Linked DNA regions of Homo sapiens: regions 2 and 3 are each linked to region 1. The links are chromatin contacts, found by Hi-C or POLR2A ChIA-PET in ENCODE. All regions are on one chromosome and are shown on one strand. The core of a region is the stretch at or near the end of the contact, and the rest is flanking DNA. Distances in the headings are between cores, read along the strand shown.

What was found. A loop is a pair of places that touch in the nucleus more often than their neighbours do. ChIA-PET counts read pairs that join two places held with the same protein, here RNA polymerase II (POLR2A). Pooled maps may share reads with other maps.
Region 2: a loop to region 1 is called in a map with no recorded cell type, with 5 times the contacts of the local background. The contact joins two enhancer-like sites. A Hi-C loop is called at or near these places in 4 of 37 single-sample maps with no recorded cell type and 5 of 50 pooled maps. POLR2A ChIA-PET finds 5 or more read pairs at or near these places in 1 of 52 experiments (K562).
Region 3: a loop to region 1 is called in a map with no recorded cell type, with 10 times the contacts of the local background. The contact joins two enhancer-like sites. A Hi-C loop is called at or near these places in 4 of 37 single-sample maps with no recorded cell type and 8 of 50 pooled maps. POLR2A ChIA-PET finds 5 or more read pairs at or near these places in 1 of 52 experiments (activated T-cell).

Annotation. Positions count from the first base shown.
Region 1 is chr1:211,936,388-211,941,525 of GRCh38, forward strand. INTS7 (integrator complex subunit 7) reads right to left here. Exons shown (of 20, transcript NM_015434.4): 20 at 4,016-5,138. It also overlaps the pseudogene LOC124904505. Among named protein-coding and RNA genes, the nearest start is that of INTS7, 97 kb to the right of the region's middle. RefSeq lists an enhancer at 2,518-2,597. Within about 2 kb of position 2,509, at least 5 of the 41 ENCODE cell types and tissues checked have a DNase peak (open chromatin) inside an H3K27ac peak, as active enhancers do.
Region 2 is chr1:211,513,383-211,518,520 of GRCh38, forward strand. No RefSeq gene overlaps it. Among named protein-coding and RNA genes, the nearest start is that of RD3, 24 kb to the left of the region's middle. RefSeq lists silencers at 844-933, 1,946-2,305. Within about 2 kb of position 2,014, at least 13 of the 41 ENCODE cell types and tissues checked have a DNase peak (open chromatin) inside an H3K27ac peak, as active enhancers do.
Region 3 is chr1:212,235,607-212,240,744 of GRCh38, forward strand. It overlaps LINC02608 (long intergenic non-protein coding RNA 2608), which reads right to left. Exons shown (of 4, transcript NR_125984.1): 2 at 3,301-3,370. Among named protein-coding and RNA genes, the nearest start is that of LINC02608, 47 kb to the right of the region's middle. Within about 2 kb of position 3,190, at least 9 of the 41 ENCODE cell types and tissues checked have a DNase peak (open chromatin) inside an H3K27ac peak, as active enhancers do.

The DNA of each region.
Region 1 (5,138 bases), core at 1,259-3,758:
CAAAACGACGGAAGCCATGGAAAAGTTAAAATCTAGTATGAGACTCAATGAAGTGTCTCCACAATATAGTGAAGATAAAAGCCAGGCCAGGGGACAACTTGGGTAAGGAGGATAATGACCCAGACCCCCGCTTTTCAAGAAGCAGCATTTGCCTTGCCTGTAAGTGGGATGGGTAAGCCTGTGTTTACAGATCCTTCCATAAAGACAAAATCTGGATATCATATTATTATGGTTGAAGGAAGAAAATAAAATCAAATTAAGCCAACTCACCAGACTTTAGACTTCTCACTACATCTCATCATACTGTTATTGTCTATGTGACTGGTAAAGGCTAAGTCCAAGGCATTGTGCAAAGAACAGGGTTTGATTGAGCAACATAGTATTTTTTTTTTTTGAGACGGAGTCTCGCTCTGTCGCCCAGGCTGGAGTGCAGTGGCGCAATCTCGGCTCACTACAAGCTCCGCCACCTGGGTTCACACCATTCTCCTGCCTCAGCCTCCCAAGTAGCTGGGACTACAGGTGCCTGCCACCACGCCTGGCTAATTTTTTGTATTTTTAGTAGAGACGGGGTTTCACTGTGTTAGCCAGGATGGTCTCGATCTCCTGACCTTGTGATCTGCCCGCCTCGGCCTCCCAAAGTGCAGGGATTACAGGCGTGAGCCACCGTGCCCGGCCTCAACATAGTATTTAATACTAGAAGCAAAGCAAACGCATGAACCTAAATACCCTCCTTGTCATCTATACACTCTTTCGTGTGGAACTTTTAGTGAGTCAAAGAATTCCAATGTAGGCCCCCTTATCTAGAAATCCACTTAAGGGTCATCTAGGTCTTAAGGTAACAGTTCTCATTTTTTCATTTTTCATTCCCTGCACTTTCCAACTCCATAGGCAGTAGCCACATGAAGCCATTTAACTGAAGGAGGCCGGGCATGGTGGCTCATGCCTGTAATCCTAGCACTTTGGGAGGCCGATGGGGGTGGATCACTGGAGGTCAGGAGTTCAAGACCAGCCTGACCAACATGATGAAACTCCACCTTTACTAAAAATACAAAATTAGCCGGGTGTGGTGGCACATGCCTGTAATCCCAGATACTTGGGAGGCTGAGGCAGGAGAATCACTTGAACCTGGGAGGCGGAGGTTGCAGTGAGCTGAGATCGCACCATTGCACTCCACCCCAGGCAACAAGAGCAAAACTCCATCTCTAAATAAATAAATAAATAAATAAATAAATAAATAAATAAAATAATTAAATTTAACTGAATTAAAAGTAAATTAATTCAGTTCCTCAATCACACTAGCCATATTTTAAGTACTCAATAGCTACATGTGGCCAGTGGCTGTAGCGGTTAGTGCAAATTTAGAACGCCTCCATCATTACAGAAAGTTCTGTTGGTCAGTGGTGCCTATACTCTACATACCAAGTGCCAGGTCATCTTATTCTCAATATTCTGTTGGCAGGTATTGGCACAGAAAGATCAAGTGACTTATCTAAGGATTAATGATGAGTCTTATAAATAGAATTTAAACTGACTTCTCTGGGACCCTAGTCTGAGGATCTTGTCTAATTGGTTTGTTCTTCTCTGAACAGTATCTTAACATGAGAAATGGCATATTCCCCAGTTGCAAATTGCCTGCTATCTTGGTTGGTTTGCGCTAGAAAGGTTATGTCTGAAGGTCTTAGTTTAAGCTGGAATACATTAATTTCTGAATAGTCAACATTCTATTGCTATCATCACTGAAGGCAATCAGCAGAATGTATTTACATATATTTCCTTGTATGTCTGCCTTTACATATTTTAATTAAATGATTTATAGCATAGTAGACAGAAATTCTATTTTGTTTAGATCATTATTACTCAATGTACCCAAATTGCATTAGGAAAGATAGCTTAAATGTGTTTAATAGCAGAGACAAGGTAATAAAATGCTCAGTGAGAACTGATCTAACACTTTGGAAAAAAAAATACTAAGGAGGATAATGACAGTAGTAGTAATAATAAAAGCAAATGCTTATATATCTGTTTTACTATATGCCAAGCATGTTCTAAGTAAATTCTATACTAACTCACTTAATTCTCATACCTACCCCATGAAACACTAATATGTTTCTCTATTAGGAATAAGGAAATTGAGGCATAGAGAGACTAAGTAGCTTGTCCAAGGTCATAAAGTTAAGATTGGAACCTCGGCAGTATGGCCCCAAAGGCTGGTGCTCTCAGTCACTGGACTACACAGCAGTCCCCCTTATCAGTAGGAGATACGTTCCAAGATCCCCAGTGGATGCCTATGACTGAGGATAGTACCAAACCCTATATACACTACATTTTTTCCTATACATACACACCTATGCCAAAGTTTAATTTATAAAATAGGCACAGTAAAGAGATTAAGTGATTATAAAATAGAACAATTGTAACAATATACTGTAATAAAAATTATGTGAATGTGGTCTATCTTCACCTCTGGGAACTGAAACTGAAAAGCAAAGTGAAAGTGAAAAGCAAAAACTGCAGATAAGGAAACACTACTGCACTGCAAAGTGACGAAGCACTGAGAAAAACTAGTCCTGTCTTCCTAGCTTTAACCAGCAAGTGCCCTTCATATTTCTAAATTTAGGGAACATGCCCACTTCACAATTAGTATGCATCTTTCTTTTCTGCATCTCATTTTTCTTTTCATTCATTAGTGTAGTGTTGAAGTTATAAACAGCTTCCCCCACCACAAATAACCATTTAACAGTTGATGCCAAAAATTCAGTAGATATTTTACTAAACAAAATCAGAGTTCCAATCCTGGATCTAATGGACATACTAAAATAAGTCTTTCTTGCTTCAGAGTTATGTTCAGTTCAGTTATACTCTGAACTTCTTGGACTTGCTTTTATTTTAATAATTCCTGGCCAGGCACGGTGGCTCACACCTGTAATCCTAGCACTTTGGGAGGCCAAGACGGGCGATCACCAGAGTTTGGGACCATCCTGGCCAACATGGTGAAACCCATCTCTACTAAAAAATATAAAAACTAACCAGGCGTGGTGGCACATGCCTGTAATCCCAGCTACTCGGGAGACTGAGGCAGGAGAATCACCGGAGCCTGGGAGGTAGAGGTTGCAGTGAGCTGAGATTGCACCACTGCACTCCAGCCTGGGCAACAGAGCGAGACTCTGTCTCAAAAAAAAAAAAAAAAAATTCCTTTCTGAGTTTGTGCCAGGAGCCCATAATACACCAAGTTAAAAAGTTCATAAACATAGCTATCAAAACCTATCTTTTAAGAACATAACATTTGGGAAGTTCTCAAAGGGAATTGATGGCTTACAAGATTTGCTTCTTTTTTGGAGAAATCTACCTTGAATGGCACCAGAAGCTTGAAATCCACATTGTAAACTTTAACCCTGAAAATAGCCACTTAATTACAAATAAAAAAGATCTCCAATTTAAGAAATGTTTTTGTTTGTTTTTAGTCTTTCAGTCACTTGATAATACAACTCTAGGCTGGAATCCAGAAAACCAGTCTAATTCAGTCACTTGACAGACAAAAAAAAAAACCCCTAAGATGTAGAGGTAAAGTGACTTGCTTGGTCACACAGCTAATTCACCAGAACCAAGAGTGAAACCCAGGCTTTCTGATTCAGCTGTTTCCACACCTGGTAAAAGAACAAGGGGTTCTGCACTGCTCTGGCAATTTTTCCTAAGCACGTGTTCCCAGGTGCTGAGATGACTGTGTAGGTTGTGTGAACCTCATACAACTGGGCTGCATCTGAAGAGATGTCATTCAACCGTGGACACTGTAGATCTGTACACATTTTATGAGAATGTTCTGGCTGTTAGCAGTACAATGGGTTGTGCTCATGAAGGCAAGCAATCTTGGAGAGACCCAAGTTGCAAATCACTTCTCAGTCCCAGAGGCCGCATGACAAGAAAGAAAAAAAAAACAACAACCCCTTTTTATTTTTTATCTTAAGCTCCATTCTCCTTTGAATTAATGTTGACTTTGAAGAGAAAAAGGCAAAACACAAGCAAAGAAACAGATATTTATTTAAAAAGGAAATTCCAGGGAAAGTACCCTGCTTTACCTTAGGAGCTGCATCCGGCCAAATTACTTATAGCATCGGCATCTGCAACCATATGATCCCTGATGTTTAGAAATCGTGATCCTGAAGCCCTAAATGATCCCCAATCAAAAAGCAGTTAAGTTATATCTACCATACTGTGCTAAGAAAGTCTATTTTATCATGGTTTTCAACCAGAATTAAAATAGGAAAAAAGGGGGTTTTCTGGCTAACCAGAAAACTCTGTTCCCTGAGCATCCCAACAAACTGAGCCTGTGTAATAAAGAGACTGCTCTCTCTAAACAATCAGTCTAGCATAACTCATCAAGTATAAACCAAACCAATCACCAACCAAAGGAAAAGATCCACCCCTTCTAACTTAAAACATTGAAGATATTAAATGAGTGTTCTTCACTTTTGGAAACAATGTGAAATGTCTGTATTATACACAGTTGCAGACACATCAGAAAAAACAAATTAATTTTCTATGAAATTGCTAGCTGCTCTTTGTTTCAATTAAATATGAAAATAATAAAGACTGCTTTAGCACAGGAAGAGATAAATATGTGGTTGAACTAATACAGCAGGATGTTTCAATACTGTTAGACTGTGGGCTTTCATAATCCAGAAGGCTGGATGTTGCACGGAACACTTTCAAGTCCATCTACAGAAGGACTCAGGTTCTGCTACCATGGATAAACCTTGTAGTGACTGGTCAGAACCTCCCAATGAACAACTCAGAATCCTAGGTCTAAGTCAGGCAGCAAATGATGTATTTTGGAAGAGTAGCGGTCAAATTTACCAATTCAGTGATCTCAACATGTGACTATTCTTGAAAGAAAAAAAAGCTTGGCAACAGAAAAAACTAATAATAAAACAAGAAAGAACAATCTTTCTGGCCAGGATCCCAGTTATTTTTCAGACAAAATGTATTTATTTATTTTTTTGAGACGGAGTCTCGCTCTGTCGCCCAGGCTGGAGCACAGTCTCGGCTCACTGCAAGCTCCGCCTCCCAGGTTCACACCATTCTCCTGCCTCAGCCTCCCAAGTAGCTGGGACTACAGGCGCCTGCCACCATGCTTGGCTAAT
Region 2 (5,138 bases), core at 764-3,263, 420 kb before region 1:
CTATTGCTTGCTGGCCACATGACTTTAGGCAAATTATCTAATCTCTTTGTGTTTTATCAGTTGCCTTATCAGCATCCTTTGTAGTGTCAACCTCATAGGGCTGTGTAAGGATTAAATAAAATAACACACTTAAAGCCTTCCACTCAAGGTCTAGAACATGGCAAATACTAGATGAAAGTTAAGCTGTTTCTGTGCTGCAAGCTGGTGCATTGAACATGCCTCTCCCTGGGTGGCTTAAAGGTGATTCTAGGTGGGGAGAGAAATAGGAGCATTGGAGAGAAGACAAGAGAGAGGATGGAACCTTCAGAACCAGCTGCCTTCAACTCGCTTTACAGCTTGTCACTCCAAATAAAAGCAACAGTCACAACATATCCTTACTATGTAGGGTTTTACCCTTTGCAAATGCATTCTCAGACACTCATTTTAGCCTCGTGACAGCCCTGTCTGGTGGGTACTACTATCCCCATTTTGCAATTGAGAAAACTGAAGCTCTGAGATCCCAGGTCCTGCCCCAGTTGGGCACTGGGGTGGGACTCCAGGTGGGTAACAGATTGAGTTGCCCTGACCACCTAGCAGAAGGGGTAGACGTCAGAGGCAGTGAGACCTGCAGGATGACTTTTACCAGTGGTTCTCAAATTTGAGCATGTTTCAGAATCCCCTGGAGGGCCTGTGAAAAACACGAATTGCTGGGCCCCAACCCCAGAGTTTCTGACTCAGAGTCTGGGGTTGGGAGTTGGTCTTGCTGAGAGCCCTCTAACCATTAGCAGCGGCGACATCTTGTGGTGAGGGACAGAATGTACCTTGGGCTCCCTCAGCCCTGATTACCCGCGCGTCCAGGATGATGCCGGACCAGGCTGCACCGCCCAGAGGCCCGACGGCGTCGCTGGGGCAGACCCAGAGACTCTCACACGCCTTGTCCTTGCCCGGAGGGTGCAGGCGCCTGCATGCCTCATTTACCCTAGAGAGAACAGGAAAACCTAAACTTGTTGTGCAGAACCTGCAGCTTCGTGTTAGAATACTATTTCCTCCCCCCACCTCCCTTTTTGTTAGAGACAATATCTCTGTTGTCCAGGCTGGAGTACAGTGGTGCTCTGCTCGCTGTAGCCTCCAACTCCTGGGCTCAAGTGATCCTCTCGCCTTGGCCTCCCAGAGCGCTGGAATTATAAGCATGGCTCATCGCACCCGGCCCAGAATATTTTTTATTCTCATTTTTGTAAATAAGTTTCTTCCCTGGTCTTTCCACCGGAGCCTGTGAATCGCAGCCTCGTGGCACCACCACAGTTGGCTTCTCAAGTCGGGAGGCTGACTCCTTGAACCGGGCGCCTCACTTCACGATTGCTTTCAGCTCAAAGGAGCATTTTACAACAGGAACCATTATCCCTGGTAGCTTGACGTCCAGCCCTGACACGATTTTCTGATTGACTAAAATTAGGGTAATGAGTTATGAGGGCAGAGAATGGAGCTGCGATCCCTGTAGGCGGGGGCAGTACCGCCTCTTATTTCCTCTGCCCAGGTGGTTAAGTTGGTAGATTGGGGTGTAGGTGTCTCTGGAGTTGGGCAGCAATGGGTGGGGTAGTAGAAGGACACCTGGTCTGTGTCCGGGGCTGGGTTCGAATCCCCACTCTGCCTGTGAGCTGAGAGCCCATGGGCACATCACCTGAGCTTTCTGCGTTTATCTGTAAAATGGGCAAGAGGCAATCAGTCATTTATATGAAAGCGGCCTGCAGTGCCTGGCACCGAGGCGGGCACGGATGGGCATTTGGTAAGGCAGGGAGGAGGAGCGCGGCGCCTGGAGGCTCCCGGGGCAGGGGAGAAGGGCATCGAGAACGGGGGCGGCGTGCGGGGTGGGAAGAGGAGAGAGTTCACGGCTTGCTCCTTCCCCTGCCCCCAGCCGCCTCAGCCCAGGCCTGAGTCTCTCCCCGTCTGGGCCTCTGCTTCCTGCAGGCACAGCCAGGGCCAAGACGCGCCCCTGGGCCTCCCTCCCCTTCGACGTCTCCACCCGGTATGGAACATTAATCATTAACCGTCCTGTGGCCAGGCCCAGCGGGGCGCCCGCTTCAGCTCTCCCGGTGCCACCTAGCTGAGTCACCGCGGTCTGGGCAGCTCCCCGCAGCCAGGACCTCCCTCCGGGCCGAGGGTCGCGGGGTTCGAGCCGCGGCGAGGTCTTGGGCTTCCCAGGGGCCGCTCCTCGGTGCGCCGCCGCCCACAATCAGCAGGGGGCGCCCGTCCCGACCGCGGGAAGCCGGCGGGGCCACCGAGCGGCGGGCTGGCCTGGCGGGGCGGTGTCAGGGCGGCAAGGCGGCGCCTCCCCAAAGCCGTAAACCTTCCCGCCCGGCTGACTACGCCGGCCCAGCCACGCACGCGCACCCCGCATGCCCCGTGGCCTGTGAGGTTATTCAAGAAGCCAAGGTCGGGAGTGGGGAAGGTCAGCCTCTAGCCCGGCACTGTCTGGAAAAGATCGAACCAATTAATTGACTGTAAGAAGCATGTAACCAATACAATGGAAGGCATTGCTACCCTTCCTCCACCAGGTTCAGGACCTCATGCCCAAGGAACGGCGCGCAGGAATTGGTAGTAGGTTGTGGAGGGTCAGGGGCTCTCCCAGCATCCTGAGGCTGTCTCCTGTGAAGGCCACTCCAGAGGTTAAAGCTTTCCCGGGTGCCAGGAGAGCTCTCCTAATTCAGCCGTAGGGATCACCAGTAAAGATGCTCAAAAATCCCAGCATCTCCCACTTGCAACCCACAGGGGATTCTATTCTACTCTCTCTAATTCCCCATGGCCACATAGTTGAGGTCACTTAACAATTTTTTTTAAAGACGGAGTTTCGCTCTTGTTGCCCAGGCTGGAGTGCAACGGCGCTATCTCGGCTCACCGCAGCCTCCGCCTCCCGGGTTCCAGCGATTCTCCTGCCTCAGCCTCCCCAGTGGCTGGGATTACAGGCATGCACCACCACGCCTGGCTAATTTCGTATTTTTTGTATAGATGGGGTTTCTCCATGTTGGTCAGGCTGGTCTTGAACTCCCGACCTCAGGTGATCCGCCCTCCTCAGCCTCCCAAAATGCTGGGATTACAGGCATGAGCCACCGTGACCGGCCGGTCACTTAACATTTAACCTAACACCCACCTGCCAGCAGGTCAAAGGTTATTGCCTATGACTGGCCAGGTTTCACTTCGGCTGCCGTGGTGCTCCTGATGTGACTGCACTGGGCAGACGGACCTGAAGTACTGTCCCTGTATTAAGTGGAGTGGCCCCGGGAATGAAGCCATAACAGCAGCCAGAGACAGCAGCCCAGATTGGCTGTCTTGACAGCCCAGAGCCAGTGTGGTCAAATCTGCCCCCATGATGCCTGTGTCCTTGCTATTCCCGCCCCAGTCATCCCCCTCTGAACCCCAAGGAGTAGCTGTGAGGGTGCAGGTGGGTGAAAGAGACAGGCAGTGGACATTAGTGCAAGAACTAGGGTCATGGGTTCTGAGTCCAGCTGGTCACTGCATACCTACGTGATGACACATAATTTCTCTGAGTCTCAGTTTCCCCAGCTGTAAACAGCACTAATAGGAACTGTGTGGACTACCTCAAAGGGTTGGTAAAGGGTTCAAATTAGATAACGAATGTTCATCACTAACCCATTCATTCGTTAAATGTTTATTACAAACTTGCCTGAAAGATGATGATCCGTCTTCTCAGTGGCAGCAGAAAAATCATGAAAGACCCTGCCCATGACGCCACCTGTGGTGCACACAGGCTTAGCACCAGCCTTTCTTAAACTGTGTGAGCAGGAGGGCTGCTGCAGAGGAGGAGGGATGCAAGGTGAAGGGGGAGGAGAGGCAGGAACTGCATGGTGGAGGAAGCAGGAAGAAGGGCGAGGCCTCACCCATATGGCCTCAGCAGGCCCTGTGATCTCCCTGTTGAGCCCAGGTTCTCCCAGAAGCTCCCTGGGAATTACTGAGCTGGGTGTGGCTTCCTAGCCCCACACCTGCCCAGCCAGCTCAGGGCCCCTCCGTGCTGTCTTCTCAGGATCCTGCTTCAACCTGCTGCCACTTCCCCATGCCTAGCTCACTGTCACTTTCTCCCTTACCTGCCCTCTCAGCCTCAAACTGATAATTTGGAAAAAGAGGCGCCTGGAAAAAACCACTTCCAGGGTACAGCAGGAACCAGCCTCACTCTTCTTTCTCTCTTTTAAAAATTATTACGATTTTTACTGAGATGGGTTCCAAGTATCACTCTCCACCACCTCATCACCTTCTGGGACCTGGATGGACTCCAGATCACTATGTTGCCTAGGCTGGTCTCAAACTCCTGAGCTCAAGTAATCCTCCGGCCTCGGCCTCCCAAAGTGTTGGGATTACAGGCGTGAGCCACTGTTGCCTGGTCTGGCCTCGCTTTTAATTTTGGCTTCCTGGAGGCTTTTGCTGAGGTAGAGATGCAGGCCACCCTTGCCTGACAATGCCTTCCAGGCAATTGAGTGGCTGAGCCAGTGGGAGAAGGTGGGCTTCTCTCACTCCCAGGTGTGGTGGTAGTGAACCAGCCCAGGTGGTCAACATGAACTGGGAACATGGAAGACAAAGGTAAAAGAGCTGGTAAGGGAAGCAAAGCAGGTTTGGGAATAAAGCTTAAAATCTGGTACAGAGTGGGTTACCATGCCGTCCCTCTGGGGCTGACACATCAGGCGGAAGCCCCCAAATACAGGGTTAGTCTTGTCATGTTACAGTTCTCCCACTGGGCTGAGAACTTCCCAAAGACACAAGCCATGTTTCTTCCTCATCTTATAACTTGTGTAAAAGGCTGGATCCCTTGGAGTACAATCTTCTCACTGGGCACCTGCTGGCCATAGGCCAGCCCGCAGAGAGCAGGGCAAGGGTACGCATGTGCCCCCGAGTGGCTCTCTTAGCCAGGCTGGGCCAAGGTTCACCCATTTCCAAGCTCAGCCTCTGGGCATACCATGTTTGGAGCCCAAGGGCAGTTTTCCATGCAACGAGGCACGTATCACTCTCTACCACCTTGTCACCTTCTGGGACCTGCGTGGACTCCAAATCCCTCTCTCTAGATGTAAAATTGAACCTGGTGGAGGCTCTGCAGCTGATGTGAAACCACCACTTCCTCTCTCCCCAGATGGTTCCAGCCAGAGGCCAGCCAGTCA
Region 3 (5,138 bases), core at 1,940-4,439, 300 kb after region 1:
GATTCATTGTATATATACAATGTATATATAGCACTCATCAGAGTGCCTGATGCTTAGCCGACATTTAATCAATGTAAGTTGTTAGCTTCTGTTGAGAAACTGGTGTGGGACTAAGATGATTGTTGTCCTGATTTGCCTGTTGGTGTCATAGTCAGATCTTCACCCTGGGAACTTAGGGCCTCAACAGTACCATGGCTGGGAACTTAGCTACAGTGGGGAGGGACCCAGAGATGCTGAGCTTAGTATATGCCTCCACTCCATTGGTCAAACTCGCTCAATCTAAAAGGAGCTGGGTAATCAGTGAGTGCTTGGTGGTGGTAATAAAGAATCTGTCTACGGTGTAATTCAATTTTGTAGTCGTTATCTTTTCCATTTTAGTGTAGGGACCCACCCAATCAGACAGCTGCACAATGAAAATAAAGGCTGGGAATGCCAGGGTGTGTCACTGGTTGTAGTCCCACGCTAGCAAGGGGAAAGTCAGGTTGCAAAACCAGCGCTGCCTGCCTTCAGTGGAGAAACCATGTAACCTCCCAGGCCTGCAGCTTCCCTAGGCCTCAGTTCCTTCCCTGGGCATCCTCCTTGGTGAGGTTTCTGGATCCCTGCAGGCACTGGTAGTTTTTGGTTTGGGTGCTCATATAAAACTCCTTACAAGTCTGTTAACACAATCTTATCTTACTGTCATTATTTGCATGTTAGTTCCTTAATAGGTCCTATTTCTTTCTGTCTTCCTGATGACCCTTCCAAGAGCTCCTTTAGGTTTGGAAAAGGCAGAGTAGATCCTCTGGCCTTCCCCAATGAGGACCTGGGTGGGTGGTGGTGGTAGTAGGGGGTCGGTAGACAAAGCCATCTTTAAGGAGGTGCCTTCTGCATCACCCTCCATTGTGAGATTCCAGGCAGGTGCCTTAAAATAGCTCTGCCACTAGCTGATCACTCAATCCCATTTACAAGGGCAAACCTTCTTCTGTCAGGGAGAAAAGGTTTAAACATACAGAGGGAGGTAACTGTTGCAGTAAGTAGCCTTAAAGCAAGCAGAGGGGCGCTAAATCATCTCTAAACTTCCAGGTCTATGATTCTAAGATCTTAATTATCCTAACTGGGAAGGAGAGAAGAAAAGAAAAAAAAAATAGGTGGCTTAGAAAGTGAGCAGAGAGTGTAAAGCTTGGAGATTTTTCTATTTGAGATTTGGCTGCATTTAGAGCCAGTTTTTAAGCATTGCCAGGTTCACCTTTGTAAAAGGCGTTTAGAAATCTGCCACTATCAGATTTAAATCAATCTGGCTAATTGGTGTGATTGGAAAGTTGCAGTGGGGCAAGTAATCAGATTGGTTCCGGAGCCTCCACCCTTTGCTGTGCCTGGGTGCTACCTCCTGCAGGGTAGCATATTCCCAATTTTTGTGGTTTTGCAGTGGCCTCCTTTCCTAAGCCCACTAAGCATTTTCCTGTTCTTTTGCAAGGTCTTCTTTTTGTGTCAGGGTGTGGTGGAGCCACACAGGACTGGCATGATATTCACCACTTGTTACTTATGGAACTTGAACATATTTAACCTCTCTGACCATCAGTTTTCTCATCTGTAAAATGAGACCACATTAACGTAGCTTATAGACTTACTATGAGAATTAAATGTATACATGTGTAGATGATCATATTAGACTTTAATTGAAAAGCTTTCCAGTAGGTGTCTTAGTCTGCTTTCTGTTGCAATAACTAAATCCCTGAGACTAGGTACTTTTTTTTTTAAAGGAATTTATTTGGCTGGGCGCAGTGGCTCACGCCTGTAATCCCAGCACTTTGGGAGGCCGAGGTAGGCGGATCACGAGGTCAGGAGATCAAGACCATCCTGGCTAACATGGTGAAACCCCATCTCTACTAAAAATACAAAAAATTAGCCGGGTGTGGTGGCAGGAGCTTGTAGTCCCAGCTACTTGGGAGGCTGAGGCAGAAAAAAGGAATTTATTTCTTACAGTTCTGGAGGCTGAGAAGTCCAGGGACAAAGGATTCCATCTAGTCGGGGCCTTCCTCTTATGGGGACCCTCTGCAGAGTCCCAAGGCAGCTTGGGACATCACATGGTGAGGGGGCTCATGAGAGAGAACCAACCTGGCTTTTTATAACAGACACACTCTTGTGATAACTAACCCACTCACACAATGATAACCTATTATCCATTAACCCAGGAATGGACTAGTCAATCCAATCATGAGGGCAGAGCCCTCATGACTCAGTCACCTCTGAAAGGCCCCACCTCCTGATACTGTTTCACTGGAGAGTGAGTTTCAACATGAGTTTCAAAGGGGACAGTTTCAAATTATAACAGTAGAATTATGTGCATGTCCAGGTGTGCCATTTAGTAGCTGTGAGACCTTAAACAAATTACTGTGCCTCAGTTTTTTTATCTGTAAAATAGAGATAATAATACTACCTACTTCAATGGTTTTTGGTAATGATTAAATGAGTTAATATGTGTAAAATGCTTGGCATAGTAATTGGCAGATGGTGTGTACTATGTTTTAGCTTTTAATATTATTATTATGCATATTATTATGCAACACACCCAGTCTAATACCTGGCACAGAGGAATGTTAAAAAAAAAAAAAAAAGTTTGAATCCCTGTGCTCTGACACCTTTAGCTCCAAACTTGCTGCTGCTACTCAGGATCTCCTTCCTCTCTAGTTGTCCTGTTTAGCTGAGCCTCTCTCCAGCTTATGTGAAACCGTGTCTTGGTAGCTGCTGGGCAATTAGGCATTCAAGGCCCATGTTTGGTGGCCTAGGTAGGCCAGCAGGCAAGTTCAGGAGGGACTGAATCGGTGAGAAGGACCAACAACTTTCACTGACCTCATGACTTCATTCCCTTTATTTGGGGTTCTAGCCTCAGGACACACCAGAGAGGGAAGCCACGGCGTGTCCTTCAGGCCTTCTCAGGAAGCAGGCTTTCCTGAAGGAAGCAGTCCCTAAAACAGACTTGCACCTCTACATTTTGTCAGCCCTGGCACATGCTGTAGGAGGTTCTGGGTTAGCTTCGATGGGGATGTTTTTTCAAGCCTGCAAACTGCAATAGGTGACAACTTCCAGTCCCAAGAGTTTGGCTGGCTCTGCGTTGAACACAAAGCTTCCACTTGCTGCTGAGGGCTGCTGTGCTCTGCCTGCCTTCCAGGGAGAGTTACTTCTGGAAGGCTGTCATGGAGGGAGGAGAGCTAGGCTGCCGGGCCAGCTGCCCACTACACTGGTTCAAACTGGCTGTGCTGGCTCAACAAGGAAAAGACAATCTCACTAATCAGCAGAATCAATCACAGATTAGGAGCTTACCCTGCGAAGGCACAGTGGAGGGTAAAATGGAACAGAAAACAAAGCCCATGTCCTCAAGGAGTTCGCCAAGCTGGTGGAGGAGACGAAAACACTTAAAGAGTAAACTAATAATAACAGGGTATCCGAAGTCACCAGTTTGTCCTTGCAGGTATCAGTGACCTATAGCACTCCTTAAACTCCTGTGGTTCTAGGTAAAACAAACCTTCCCAGCAGAGGCATAATACTACCTATTCTATACCAGGCATTCTTCTAAAGGCTTTTTAATATATTATTTTGTTTAGTTTTCACAGTGACCTTTTGTAGTAGGTGTTAATCTCCTCATTTTCAGATGAGGAAACTCAGGGTCAGACAGGCAAAGGGACTAACCAGAGATCCTCTAGGTAAGAAGTGATGGAACCAGGATCCAAAGCCAGGTTCTCTGGCTCTGGAGGCTGTCCCTTCACCCTCCAGGTTAAACTAGCCGGAGCCAGGGAGGGCGGCTCTGGGAACCACACTGGATAGGACTCCTTCCTCTCTGACGTTGTGGGGAATCCACTGTTGCCTGCTCCTGCCCTTGCTGACTAAAGGCCTCTTGTGTGTGTTGTGTTCAGTAACTTGAGGGAGAATCTGCTCAGTTTGTCCACCCACCACCCAAGGTAGGAATCCCTCTCAGGGAAGGGGTCTCCTGCCCCCTCATAGGCTTTGGGCCACTCCCAGATGGTTGCTTTTAGGGGAGAAAAGGATGCTAATCCAATCAGTTGTGACCAGGATGGTGGTAGTCACATGGCATAGGGGAATCAAATGGTTCCCCGTAACCATCTGATTGTTAGGAGGAGCTTGCCTAGTGCATGCATCTATAAAGAAGGATGTGACAGCTCCTTCCTCCCTACTTATGCTGTATTGCTGCTGGCTGTGCACTCAGAAGCCTTAAAAAACATACATGTTTGCACATAGTATATTTATAAGACTGTTAATAGTGAAAAATAAATGTAACTATCCAGCCATAGGGGATGTACCTAAACAACAGATTACCATATAACTGTTGAAATCAATGCTATATAAGTATACTTATTAACATAGAAAGATTTTTTTCAGTATGTTGCTAAATGTCAGGATCCACTTGAAAAACAGAATGAATAGTCTGATCCTATTTTCAGAAGGAAAAAATGTATATGTGTGTATAGAAAAACATTTTCATTTATACATCAACATATTAATGGAGGCTGTCTCTGATAGGAAGGATTTTAGGTTATTTAAGTTCTTTTTGCTTATGTGTATTTACATTTTTCTACAGTAAATATACATTTCTTATTTAATAAACCTGTTATTTTTAGAAGATCTAATGATGTTAGAAATAATCTTAATTTTATAAAAAGAATCATCTCACCTTAAATATGAGAAAACAAAATATCTGAATTTCTTGTTCTTTCTCCCTTTTTCCCCCTTGTTTTTGGTGGAAAGCAGATAGTATTCATTGTGGAGAATGATTCTAGGCTAGTAATTTACCTTAGAGCCATGGCATACGAGAGCTGGAAGAGATTTTAGGGATCATCTAGCCCAATTCCTTATTTAACAGATGAGGAAACTGGACTGAGAGGCTTAGCTAGTTCTATAAGTGCTCGGTAGCAAAACTTTGGTTGGAATCCAGGTCCTTGGACACAGTCCAGAGAATTTTCTTTTCTTTTCTTTTCTTTTTTTTTTGTTTCGAGACGGAGTCTCACTCTGTCACCCAGGCTGGAGTGCAGTGGCATGATCTTGGCTCACTGCAACCTCTGCCTCCTGGGTGCAAGTGATTCTCCTGCCTCAGCCTCCTGAGTCGCTGGGACTACAGGCATGTGACACCACGCCTGGCTCATCTT